Linked DNA regions of Homo sapiens: regions 2, 3 and 4 are each linked to region 1. Evidence: chromatin contacts called from ENCODE Hi-C or POLR2A ChIA-PET data. All regions are on one chromosome and are shown on one strand. The core of a region is the stretch at or near the end of the contact, and the rest is flanking DNA. Distances in the headings are between cores, read along the strand shown.

What was found. Hi-C counts contacts between places; a loop is a spot of excess contacts on that map. ChIA-PET counts read pairs that join two places held with the same protein, here RNA polymerase II (POLR2A). Pooled maps may share reads with other maps.
Region 2: a loop to region 1 is called in a pooled map, with 6 times the contacts of the local background. The contact joins the promoter of CCDC116 here to the promoter of RSPH14 in region 1. A Hi-C loop is called at or near these places in 5 of 50 pooled maps.
Region 3: a map of CD8-positive, alpha-beta T cell shows a loop between it and region 1 (15-fold over the local background). The contact joins the promoter of ADORA2A here to the promoter of RSPH14 in region 1. A Hi-C loop is called at or near these places in 1 of 168 maps with a recorded cell type or tissue (CD8-positive, alpha-beta T cell) and 8 of 50 pooled maps. POLR2A ChIA-PET finds 5 or more read pairs at or near these places in 1 of 52 experiments (naive thymus-derived CD8-positive, alpha-beta T cell).
Region 4: a loop to region 1 is called in a pooled map, with 13 times the contacts of the local background. The contact joins the promoter of MAPK1 here to the promoter of RSPH14 in region 1. A Hi-C loop is called at or near these places in 7 of 50 pooled maps.

What each region holds. Positions count from the first base shown.
Region 1 is chr22:23,140,456-23,143,363 of GRCh38, reverse strand. RSPH14 (radial spoke head 14 homolog) reads left to right here and starts at 1,374. Exons shown (of 7, transcript NM_014433.3): 1 at 1,374-1,415; 2 at 2,892-2,908. RefSeq lists an enhancer at 1,188-2,080.
Region 2 is chr22:21,631,228-21,634,135 of GRCh38, reverse strand. CCDC116 (coiled-coil domain containing 116) reads right to left here and starts at 1,376. Exons shown (of 5, transcript NM_152612.3): 1 at 1,309-1,376; 2 at 883-1,016; 3 at 1-114. The coding sequence starts at 954. RefSeq lists an enhancer at 1,145-1,644.
Region 3 is chr22:24,426,103-24,429,010 of GRCh38, reverse strand. ADORA2A (adenosine A2a receptor) reads right to left here and starts at 1,412. Exons shown (of 3, transcript NM_000675.6): 1 at 1,265-1,412. All of the region lies in intron 18 of SPECC1L-ADORA2A (SPECC1L-ADORA2A readthrough (NMD candidate)), which reads right to left. RefSeq lists a silencer at 1,222-1,331.
Region 4 is chr22:21,866,395-21,869,302 of GRCh38, reverse strand. It overlaps MAPK1 (mitogen-activated protein kinase 1), which reads left to right and starts at 1,658. Exons shown (of 9, transcript NM_002745.5): 1 at 1,658-1,981. The coding sequence starts at 1,863. RefSeq lists a silencer at 1,488-1,727.

The sequences.
Region 1 (2,908 bases), core at 125-2,624:
TTTTCTTGTATCTTTTTTTAAAATTATATCTATTTATTTATTTATTTATTTATTTATTTATTTATTTATTTTAGAGTTGAGGTCTCACTCTGTCACCCAGGCTGGGGTGTAGTAGTGTGATCATATCTCACTGTAACCTCAAACTCTTGGGCTCAAGCAACCCTCCCCCTTCAGCCTCCCAAAGTGCTAGGATTACAGGTATGAGCCACTGCACCTGGCCCAGTTAGCCCTTTCTGAGGCCACTATTTTTCCAATGTTGTCCACTCAAAATGGTCAATATACCAATCCAGCATATTTTGGGATGGCCCATACTTCACTCCTTCAGGGAGAAGGAAGGTTTCATGGAAGAAGTGTTCACCAAGTTGCATCCTGAAGGATAAAGAGGTAATAATTAGTGTTACAGAGCGCTCAGGCTTCATGAGCGAGGTGGCATTTGAGGGGTTAAGAGAGAGTCTGGCATGGCTGGAGGAGGCCATCACCCAGGGACTGGAGCACTAGGCTAGGAGTTTGGACTCAGCCCTGAGACTAGTGGGGAGCCATGGAGGGTTTTATGCAGGTGGTGGCTGGGTCTGGCTTGCTTTTGAGAACAGCTACGCTGGCCAGCAGTGTGTTGGGTCCACTGCAGAGGCTAACCTTTGTCATTACCAGGCGGTCAGCCTGAAGAGCAAGGGGCATGGGCAGGGCTAGGCAGTCTTGAGATCAGGCCTATGTAATTTGGGGGAAACTGGCTGAGCGCAGTGGCTCACGCCTGTAATCCTAGCATTTTGGGAGGCCGAGGCGGGTGGATCATCTGAGGTCAGGAGTTCGAGACCAGCCTGGCCAACATGGCGAAACCCTGTCTCTACTAAAAATACAAAAATTAGCTGGGTGTGATGGCGGCCGCCTATAATCCCAGCTACTTGGGAGGCTTAGGCAGGAGAATCACTTGCACCCGGGTTGGGTGCGGTGGCGCGGAGTGGAGCGGAGGTTGCAGTGAGTCAAGATCGCGCCACTGCACTCCAGCCTGCGTGAAAGAGCGAAACTCCGTCAAAAAAAAAAATTGGGAGAAACGACTGAACTTCTCTGAGGTTCTTGTCTCTAAACTAGATGTTACCACCTTATGAATTTACTCTGAGGATCAGAGGCATGCAAAGTACCCAGTACAGAGAAGGGCGTAAATAAGTCACTTCCTTTCCCTTCTGTACTTTGAACAAAGCTGAGCTGCCTTTGGTCTCCACAGCAACCCTGTAAATGATTGTTCCCGCTTTGCAGCCGGCCGCAGCCTTGGGCTGTTTGCGCCTGCGCAGTGGGTGCTGATTATGTCGACCGCGGCGCCGCGGACGCTGCTGGAGTCGCCTGGCAACGATGTCGCCTGGCAACTGAATAGGTTGGCCAGTGGCGCGGGCTACTGGAAGCAGAAAGGGCTGCGGAGGCAGGTGAGGCGGCGGTGGTGGGCTAGGGGCCCGGGGACAGGGGGGCCCAGTGACCCACCCAGTCCCATTCACACGGGGCCGTGTCCCCACACTCAAAATCACGGTCTTTTGTCTCCGGCCGGACTCTCCCAGCCCACGCCGCTTAGAAGAAGGCAGGCCCCTGTCTCCAGCACCCACCGTTCCTGTGAGGGGAGCTCAACTCAAACATGGCCACGTCCCTCCCAGTCCGGCCCCCACTTCTACCGTTGTCATCTGGTGTCCCGCGTGAGCATCTGGCTTACCTTTTACTGGAGTAGATTCCTACAGGCCTGTGGCCTGTCCATTCTACTAACCATGATAATAACCGTAATAATAACCACAGCCAACATAGCTGAAGCCCTGGTATGCCAGGCTTACGTGTATTCGTTAATATGACAACTCTGGGAGGCAGGGAAGGAGGTACTGTTATCATCTCCCCTTTGAAGCTGCAGAAAGACACAGATAGAGGAAGTAACTTGCCAAGGTCACCCAGGCCTGAATCTGGAGCCAGTTCTTAACTACTAACCTACACTGCCCATAGTTGCTGAAAGTGTGTGTGTGTGTCGGCAATAAAAGTTAATCACTTTTTTTTTTTTTTTTTTTTTTGAGACGGAGTCTTGCTTTGTCGCCAGGCTGGAGTGCAGTGGCGCGATCTTGGCTTACTGGAACCTCCGCCTCCCTGATTCAAGCGATTCTCCTGCCTCAGCCTCCCGAGTAGCTGGGACTACAGGCATGCGCCATCACGCCCAGCTAATTTTTGTATTTTTAGTAGAGACGGGGTTTCACCATGTTGGCCAGGATGGTCTCGATCTCTTGACCTTGTGATCCGCCTGCCTCGGGCCTCCCAAAGTGCTGGGATTACAGGCGTGAGCCACTGCGCGTGGCCATAAATCACCTTTTAACATTAATTCCTTTTCATGGATGTGTCAGAAGCATCTGAATATGGGTTCCTGGCAGTGAATGAGCTAGACCCAGATTTGAACACTGGCTTCTAGTCTTACCAGTTTCATGGCCTCCAGTAAGCTCCTTGGCCAGAACCTCAGTTTCCTCATTTGTAAAATGTGGATAATACCAGCCCCCTCCTTATGGGGTAGTTGAATTGGATACTACTTATTGCTGGCACAAGGTAAGCACTAAACAGAGTGACCAACTTGGAGTTTGCTTGTTTGGTTTGTTTTGTCCTTTAATGCCTTTGACTGAAGATCCAGATGAAAGTATCAGTGGTTTCTTCTGTGAAGCACTATTGTGTGGGAGGGCTCTGGAGTTTGCAGTTTGGGCTGCTACTTACTTACCTTCACTGGGACTTTGAGCAAATCTCTTCATTGCTCTCAGCCTCAGTTTGCTCATCTGTAAAATGAAAGTAAAAATACCCATTTGCCTGCCCTCACAGTTTGGAGGATCAGATGAGAAGTAGCTTTTAAATCATAATAGAAATAATGACAGCTTTTTGGTCTCTTTTAGTGAGTGGTTTCTGCAGA
Region 2 (2,908 bases), core at 127-2,626, 1.5 Mb after region 1:
TCGGCGTTGGCCCTGGAGTGCTGAGCTGCCACATGTGGATGGTGGGTGTGGCACACGGCCCGGCTTGCAGGCTGGCCGCATTTCTGGGACCAGTGGCTTCTTGGGCAGCTGCACCTGAGCAGACAGGTATGTCACAGGGGGCAGGGGTGCCCTACAGGTGAAGGGTTCCCTGGGGTAACACTAGGACCTGGGTGGGAGTGAGTAGTGGAAGGAGCTGCATTTTGGAGTCTGGAAGCCCTGGGTTTGGACCCTGGCTCTGCCACCTACAGCCTGATGCCAGTGTGCAAGATGGCCCCTCTTGAGGTCCAATGTCCTCATCTGCAAAGTGGAGGTCTATTCAGGGTCACCCCGAAGCTTTCCTAACACCTACATTTCACACACACAAGTCCTGGCTAAGGAGTCTGCAAGCCTGCTTCTGCCCTGACACGTGGCAGGATGAGCAATCATGAATCTCTCGGAGTCTCCCTCCAGCTCCTCATCTGTCCATGCAGCAGGCCATCCCTGTATCCATGGCAGGGCTGCAAACAACATCTGAGGTCTTGAGTGCAGACAACACCTGAGGTCTTGAGCCCTGTGCTACCCGGGCCTGTTTCTCCAACTTGAGCCATAGGCACCTAGTCAACTCCATGCTCCCACTCTAGGGTCCCAGTCCACCCAAGCACCTTCTGGGTCGCTGGAAGTCAGGAGGAAACAAGGAATGAAATTGAGTGTGACAGGGGCAAGCAGTGGGGGACATAGGAGAAGTCAAGGCAATAAGGACTTCACTAAGAGGCCCAGAGAAGTCAATAGACAATGAGAAATGGGGGTTGTGGTCTTGGGTGCCAGGGTTGGTGGGGAACATGTTGTGGCCTCAAGGGTCGGCGCCCTGCTGGGCACACTTACCCGTGCACTGCACATGGAGTGGCTGGCCTCGTCATCGGCCAGGTAACCCGAGTGGTGGCGGCACCTGGCCATGTGGTCACCTGGCAGGTGACCGGGCCTGCTGCCCACCTCTCTCTTCAGCTGCGCATTCCTCTCTGCGTGGGGTGGGGAGACAACCTGAGGGTCTCCAATAGGTCCACGCATCTGTGGCCCTGGAGTCTGCGGGTCCCTCGCTCCCCGCACCCCGCCTCCTTCATGCATCCAGCCCTTCCTCTGCTCCATGGCCCCCATGCGTCTGCAGGCAGGCAGTTTCCAGAGTCATCGGGGTGGAATCGCTGAGGACAATCCTGTCTCCGATCATCTTTGGATCTGCGTGTGCTCGACCCGCCCTCCTCCCAAACCCTGGGCAACCTGGCTTTCACCCCAGCCCAGAATCAACAGACTCACCAGAAACACCGCCTTGCTCCGCACAGGCCAGTACAGTCTGCGCCCTCACTGGAGCAGCTGCACAGTGCGAGGAAGTCGGCTGGCGGCCTCCACTTGCTTATTTGCATACCACATCCTCATTGGTTCTTACCGAGGAGCTCGTCCACTTCCCTCTCCGACACAATGGTTGGGGGCGGGGCCCACATTGGCCCCACCTCCAATTCTCTGGGCTCTGCCCTCCCACACTCGCCTGGGAGCCGCAGGCTGAGGATGCTGGTGCCCACGCTCCCCGCTGCCGGGAGGACCCCCCACCCACCACCGAAGCTGGGGCTAGGCTCTTTGATCTGCTCCTGCCCCGAGGGGAGCCTAAAAGCCAAAGCCACGTCTTCCACCGGTGGCACAAGCACCTTCCTCGTGTCCTCCTTGGTTGCTGCGCAGCCCTGGGCCTCCTGCTCCTGTTCGTTTCCAGGGGCCTCTGCCCTTCCCGCGGTGTGCACAGCCCCAGGTTCTGCCTTGAGACCTCTCCCCTCTGCAGTGGAAAGAGTGCCGGCTCTAAGTCACAGACCTAGCTTCAGTTCCTGGCTCTGCTCTTTCCTGCCAATGTGACTCAACCTCTCAGCATTAGTCCCACACTGTAAATGGGCTTGAGTGTTCTTCCAATATGGGAGTATGGGATTCAATAAAATCTCCCTACAGCACACCCAGTAACCCAGTGGAGCCTTGTGTATTCTTTAATTAATTAATTTATTTATTTGGAGACGGGAGTCTCGCTCAGTCGCCCAGGCTGGAGTGCAGTGGCGCAATCTCGGCTGACTGCAAGCTCCGCCTCCCGTGTTCACGCCATTCTCCTGCCTCAGCCTCCCGAGCAGCTGGGATTACAGGGGCCCGCCACCACGCCCGGCTAATTTTTTTGTAGTTTTAGTAGAGATGGGGTTTCACCGTGTTAGCTAGGATGGTCTCGATTCCCTGATCTTGTGATCCGCCTGCCTTGGCCTCCCAAAGTGCTGGGATTACAGACCTGAGCCACCGCGCCCAGCGGAGCCTTGTATATTCTTACCTCCTCTCCCTCCCTCCTTTTCCCCTTTGCTCAGTAATACCCCACCATGGTGTCACTTCTTCCAAAAACCTTTTACTGTGAATTCTGCCACGCCCTACGCAATTCACAGTAAACCCCATTCCAGACTCTACCATACCATGTTGCTACTTATTTTTCTATCAGATGGTGCTTCTTTGGGGCCAGAACAGAGGCAAGTCACCCTTAATCTCTAATACTTTCAGTGTCTGGCACCAAGTAGGTGCTCAATAAATGTCAGTCTCCTCCTTCCCACCTGCAGACCCTCGGGACCTCTGACCTTTCCAAGATCAGCTTCCAGTGGAGAACGGTGGTTGGTTGAGGTCTGACAATTCACCAGTCACTATAAACACATCAGTCCTTATGCCAAGAGCATGGCTGAAGGACTCTATGAGGCTTTCAATCCTCACATGCCTCACGAAATATTGTTCCTCTCAAGCTCTGCTCTGTCCTCTCAGCTCTGGCTACCCACTAGGTCAGGGACAGAGAGGACATAGCAGGCCTGGGTGCTGGCCCCGAGGTGTGAGGTTCAGTCTTAGCTCCACTACT
Region 3 (2,908 bases), core at 163-2,662, 1.3 Mb before region 1:
CCATGCCTGGCCTGTTCCTGGGCTCCAGAATCCCAGCCTTAGAACCCTCCTGCTGCTTTTCCATAACAAATGTTTACCAAGTACCTCCACCAGGCCTGGCAGCACCCCAACTGCTGGGCCAAAGGGAGGTGTGCCCCCGTTGCTGTGCCTGGCCCCATCTGAGCATATGGCAGGGGACCTCAAAGGAGGAAAGGACCCAGGACATTCCTGGGAGGCGGCTGCTGCCCTGCAGTTTCAGGCACTGCAGGCCACTCCCTGTCTCCACAACATTGGCTCAGCTAAGAGGAGTCGCAAATCAATTTCAAAGCGCAAGAGGTATATGAAGGCTAAGAAAGGTAAGCAACAGAATAAAAAACATGGAGGTGAATTCATTCCAGTAGGAAGGAAGGTAATACAGTAATCTAATAATGATTTCAGAGACCTTTAGAATCTCCAAAGAGGCAAAGAAAGGAATGGCATCCGTAGACAAGAATGAGAACTTCTGAACCGACTGGCGGAAATGAAACAAGGACAGGTGGATATGAACAAGAAATAATACAAAATCCAGGGACTGAAAAATAGAAGGACTGAAGTAAGGGATGTGGTGAGCTTCAGGCACACGTACAGTGGAAGAGACGACTGGGGATCTGAAGCTAGTACTGAGGAATTCTCCCAGAAACGCCATGAAGAGACCTAGTCTAGGAGGAAACGGTTGAGAGGCATGGGGTGGACTGAGAAGCATCAACAAGTGGCTTGCGGGAGCTCGGCAGGGCACGGCAGGTTGTGGGCCCCACTATGACTGGCTTTTGGGATGGCCCAGGGGGGCCTGGGCATGAACCTCCCAGAACCCAGGGCCCCAGGATCCCCATACCCCTTCCAAACTCATCAGCGCAGGTGCCTTCCTCACTGCCCAGTGGTAAGCAGCCACCCAGCACGGGCTCCACTTCCCTCCTGACCTCCGGGGCTGCCCGGTGGCCCTTACTTCAGGCGCTGGGTGCAGGCTGGGCCCGGGACCCAGAGATACACCTGGCATCCCTCCCCCACAGCCCGGGTGCAGCTGCAGCTCTCTGCTCCTGGTGGCAGGATGTGGGCAAGATGGGGCCAAGACCCAGCTCCCTGCAGCTGGAGGCTAAGGCTCTGAGCCTGCCTCACAGAGCAGCCCCCACATCGCAGCCCCGGGGCCAGTGCTGGGGGCCCCAGCTCCTGCTCCCCACACCCCCATGTGTCCAGGCTAGGGGCCAGGAAGGCCACAGCACCCCCTCCTCCCCGCCTGGGGGCCACTCACCCCCTCACACGAGGCTTCACCTGACAGCCCTCCTCCGAGGGGCCGCACCCCGCACCAAGGTGCTGGGGGCCCACGCTGTGCTGAAAGCAGCTTGGCTGGGGGCGGCTCCTGCTCCATGTCACAGTCCCTGAGGCCCAGGCAGAGCTTCCCCTCTGCACGCGGCTGCTCACATGTACACAGGCTGTGGTGAGCCACGTCACGTCACGTGAAGGATTGGCACCTGCACCTCCCTCAGATGGCGGGCAACAGGTACTATGCCGCTGAAGGGGGGACAAGGGAGTGTTTCTAGATGGCCCCGCGGACACAGAGCCCAGGAGTCCTGGGCGGGACCCTGTGGGAGGCTTGAAGGGGCAGTGCTGGGTGCAGGGCCTCACAATGCCCCAGGGTGGCTGCAATGAGGATGGGAGGGGTGAGGACCGGCTGTTGGGTCCCTGGGCAGGTGCGACGAGGCAGCCCCGGAGGCTGACAGGAGGGCAGGGTGACCAAGCAGAGCCTGGCCACTGCTTCTTCCCCACTGAGCAGCCTCCCCCAGGCTGGCTCAGGGTTTGCAGAGGCCACTGAGGGACCAGAGGCGAGTCCTCCTGTGACACGGGCAGACCAGCCCGGGGCCTCTGGGGAGAAGTCTCCTGCCCAGATGCCAGAGGAGACACCAAGTGGCACCATCGGCCTCCCTCTGCTTGGCCAGCTCCGGCAGCCTCTCCACCAGGTGACGGCCGATGCCAGAGACCAGGGCTGCAGCGGCACATCCGAGGAGTGGGCACAGAAGAGCAGCAGCAGCCCCTGCCCAGTGACTCCTGGAACAAGCTTCCCCTGCGGGGTGTTGGCGGGGGGTGGTGAGAGAATCCCCATGGCAACTCACAGAAACATCATCTGGGTGAGACTTGGAGGAGAAGGTGAAGGGAGAGAGGTATCGAGAGATTCTAGCAGAGAAAATGCCCGAAGCCAGGGTCCTGCCTTCCCTGGGCTCCCATCATCCCCTGTGCTGGGACGAGGGGCAGCTGCTCTGCTGCTCCTCTCTCCACCTGATCCTCCCCAGTCCCTGGCCAGATCCATGGAGTCCAGGCTGCAGGGGCCCAGGCCTCCTCCGCCATGAAACTGCCTCTTCCCACCACCCAGAGCCCCAGGTTCTGCACAGGATGTGGGCAGTTGTGTGGGGGCTCCTCTCTGCACCCCAGCTCCATTCCCTTCCCCATCTGGGCTCCTCTGCTCCTTGCAACCTCTGGACCACCCACCTCCTAGGACCAAGCCCCTCCTGTCAATGGCCCAGACCCTTCTGGGAGCTAGAACCCTCCCATTCACCAGCTCAGCTCCTGCCTGTGCAGTCTCCTCTCCACAGCACCCCCACCACACATGCCCTAAATCCCCTCAGCCTGTGCTTCCCGCCTTCATCCATCCATCCATCTTCTGTCTGTCCTTCCTCTGCTCTCCTGCGTGCTCAGGGCTCTGTTTGCGCTGCAATAGACAAGACAGACCCCGCAAACACGGTTGGGAAGGCAGTTCTAGCTCATTTGGGGTTAGGTGGCTCGGGTATTAGGTCTGTGAGAGGGTACTAAGACCTTCTTTGGAGTGTCAGGACACAGCTGAGAGCCACCAGGGGCTGTGGTCCCACACAGCAGGCACTGCCCAGGCCTCACCTGGACTTTG
Region 4 (2,908 bases), core at 409-2,908, 1.3 Mb after region 1:
TCATGTGTCACATCCTTTTTCCCCCACAGGATTTTTTGTTTGTTTGTTTCTCTGTTTTAGAGACAGGGTATTGCTGTGTTGCCCAGGCTAGTCTTGAATTCTTGGGCCCAAGTTGGGATTACAGGCGTGAGCCACCACACCAGCTTCCACCAGAGAGTTAAACAAACAAACAAACAAAAAACTTTGTTTATTCTCCTTTGAGATTGACTAATTAATCTTTGTTGATGTCTAGAAGTCAAGAGTTGATGGTTTTAAACTTGGAAGAGTTGAACAAAGAGGATATAGGGTCTGCCGCTCTTCCTTCTCCCTCCAAACATGGCAGGGGAAAAGGTTCAGAAGCAGTGCCTGGGTCATTGTCCGTCTCGTTGTCTTAGCTTTCCTTGGTATCCACCTGCTTCAGGACTCTAATTTTTATTTTTTCAACCTCTGTTGTTTGTGACTGTTTCTTAACCTGGTGTGTCTCTTTTTCTCTAAACCTCGATGTTTTGGTTTTAGTGACTCTATCTTTGCATTTCTATTTCATTACCTGCTCTGTCAGCATTTCTGCCTATCTGTACCAATCTCGGTCTGTCTCTGAACGCAAATGTATCTCTCATGTGTTTCGACCCACCACCCCCTAATCCCTTACTCTCTGCTTTGTCCTCCTGCCTCAGCCTCCCAAGTAGCTGGGATGACAGGCGCCCACCACTGCGCCCGGCTAATTTTTGTATTTTTAGTAGAGACAGGGTTTCGCCATGTTGGCCAGGCTGGTCTTGAACTCCTGACCTCGTGATCCGCCCGCCTCGGCCTCCCAAAGTGCTAGGATTACAGGCGTGAGCCACCTCGCCCGGACTTAATTTTTGTATTTTTAGTAGAGACCTGGTCTCAAACTCCTGACCTCAAGTGATCCGCCCGCCTCGGCCTCCCAAAGTGCTGGGATGATAGGCGTGAGACACCGCGCCCTCCCTTCTGCTTTGTACTTCTTCATCGTACTTATCACAACTTGAGCATTACACGTATTTGTCTGTCTCCTCTCTCTAAAAGGTAACTTCTATAAGGGTGGATCCCCAGGAACATGGAGTGTGCTCAACAAACATCTGAACTAACCTGATTGGCGTATCCTCTCAGTGTCTCCTTTTAGTCTCGACAATTGTGTTTCACACTTTCTCAGTATGCAAATATCTTTCTCGGTCTGGGTCATGCCTTTCGGTTTCTGCCCCAGTGCAGAGGCCTCTAAGTTTATCAGCGTGTGGACCACAGATTCGCAGAGGCCTGAGCTGCGGCGCTGCCGGGATATGGCGCGTCGTCGGGCCTCAAGCACAGCCCGGGGTCCCTCGCTGGCTCTGTTCGGACCCTGCTCGGTCGCTCGCCTGGGCCCCAGCCATCTCTCACTTCAGCCCATGAGTTCTGCCCCACGTCTGTCTCCCTGGGTGTCTTAAGAGACGCGACCCGCACCGACGCCCCCGCGAATGCACCGCGAATGCACGTGACCGCGCCTAGTGGCGCCCCCTCAGTCAACGCCGTCGCAGTGCCCCTCCCGAAGCCCGCCGCTTCCGCCGGCCCGCGCGGCCCCGCCCCCAGCCGCGAGGAACCAATCCGCATGCACACTTCTTGTCCCCGCCCCGGCACCCTCCTCGGCGCGCGCCCCTCCCTCCGCCCGCCCGCCGGCCCGCCCGTCAGTCTGGCAGGCAGGCAGGCAATCGGTCCGAGTGGCTGTCGGCTCTTCAGCTCTCCCGCTCGGCGTCTTCCTTCCTCCTCCCGGTCAGCGTCGGCGGCTGCACCGGCGGCGGCGCAGTCCCTGCGGGAGGGGCGACAAGAGCTGAGCGGCGGCCGCCGAGCGTCGAGCTCAGCGCGGCGGAGGCGGCGGCGGCCCGGCAGCCAACATGGCGGCGGCGGCGGCGGCGGGCGCGGGCCCGGAGATGGTCCGCGGGCAGGTGTTCGACGTGGGGCCGCGCTACACCAACCTCTCGTACATCGGCGAGGGCGCCTACGGCATGGTGTGGTGAGTGTCCGCGACCGGCCACGCCCGGCCCCCCCACCGCCCGGGGCCGCAGCGGACGCAGCCTCGGCCTCGCCCGCGCCTCGGCCTCAGGCGCCGCGGCGACCTCGAACCCGGACTTCACCGCGGTCCGCGCGCCAGGGCTCGGGCGCGGCCCCGGGCCGGTTGAGGTTTAGGTGTTGTTGCTCGCGGTTCCCGGGCCTTCGGTCGCTCGGGAAGGGGCTCAGGGAGTGGCGCGGGGGGCGTAGGCCGGTACTAGTGGACCCTTGGCCCCGGGCGCAGCGCGGCCTTTAAAGTCTGGACCCTCGGGAAGGCAACGGAAGGGTCCCCACCCCTCAATTTGCTAGTATCATGGCCTTCTTTTGGACTTTCGATTGTAAAACTGTGAATTCCATCAGATGCTTGTCGGTGTTGGCGGCGGTGGCTGCTGAGGTCCTGAAAGCGTTTTGCCTCCGCGTGTGTGCAGAACACCGAAATAATCGTTTTTCTCTCTTCGCCTCTGTTTGCAGCCAACGGCTTTCATTAAATATCCTCAGCGGTGCTAATGGTGGTCTCCGCGCAGGCTTTCTAAAATGGATTACTGACGCCAGTGTTGGTGGCATATTTCCGTCTTGAAGTTTTTACTTCTAAGTGGATTTTAATATCGTACTGCTGGCGTTTCAGGAAGGATAAACTAACATTACTCTCTTGATTTGTTAAAGATCCGTTTAGAGTTGGGCCTAATTTGACTTTTTTTTTAGCCCCCAAGTGAGCTCTTTTACCAGCATAAATGCTCCCAGATGTTTTAGCCCAATTGCTATGGACTCCTGTTAATGATTTAGTGGTCATTATGTATGCAGCCTTAATGGAGTTCTTGCAGAATCACACGTAGACTCCCTCATCTTGATTCAGGTCCCTTAGAAAAGTGAAATGATAGTGACGGTTTTTTTT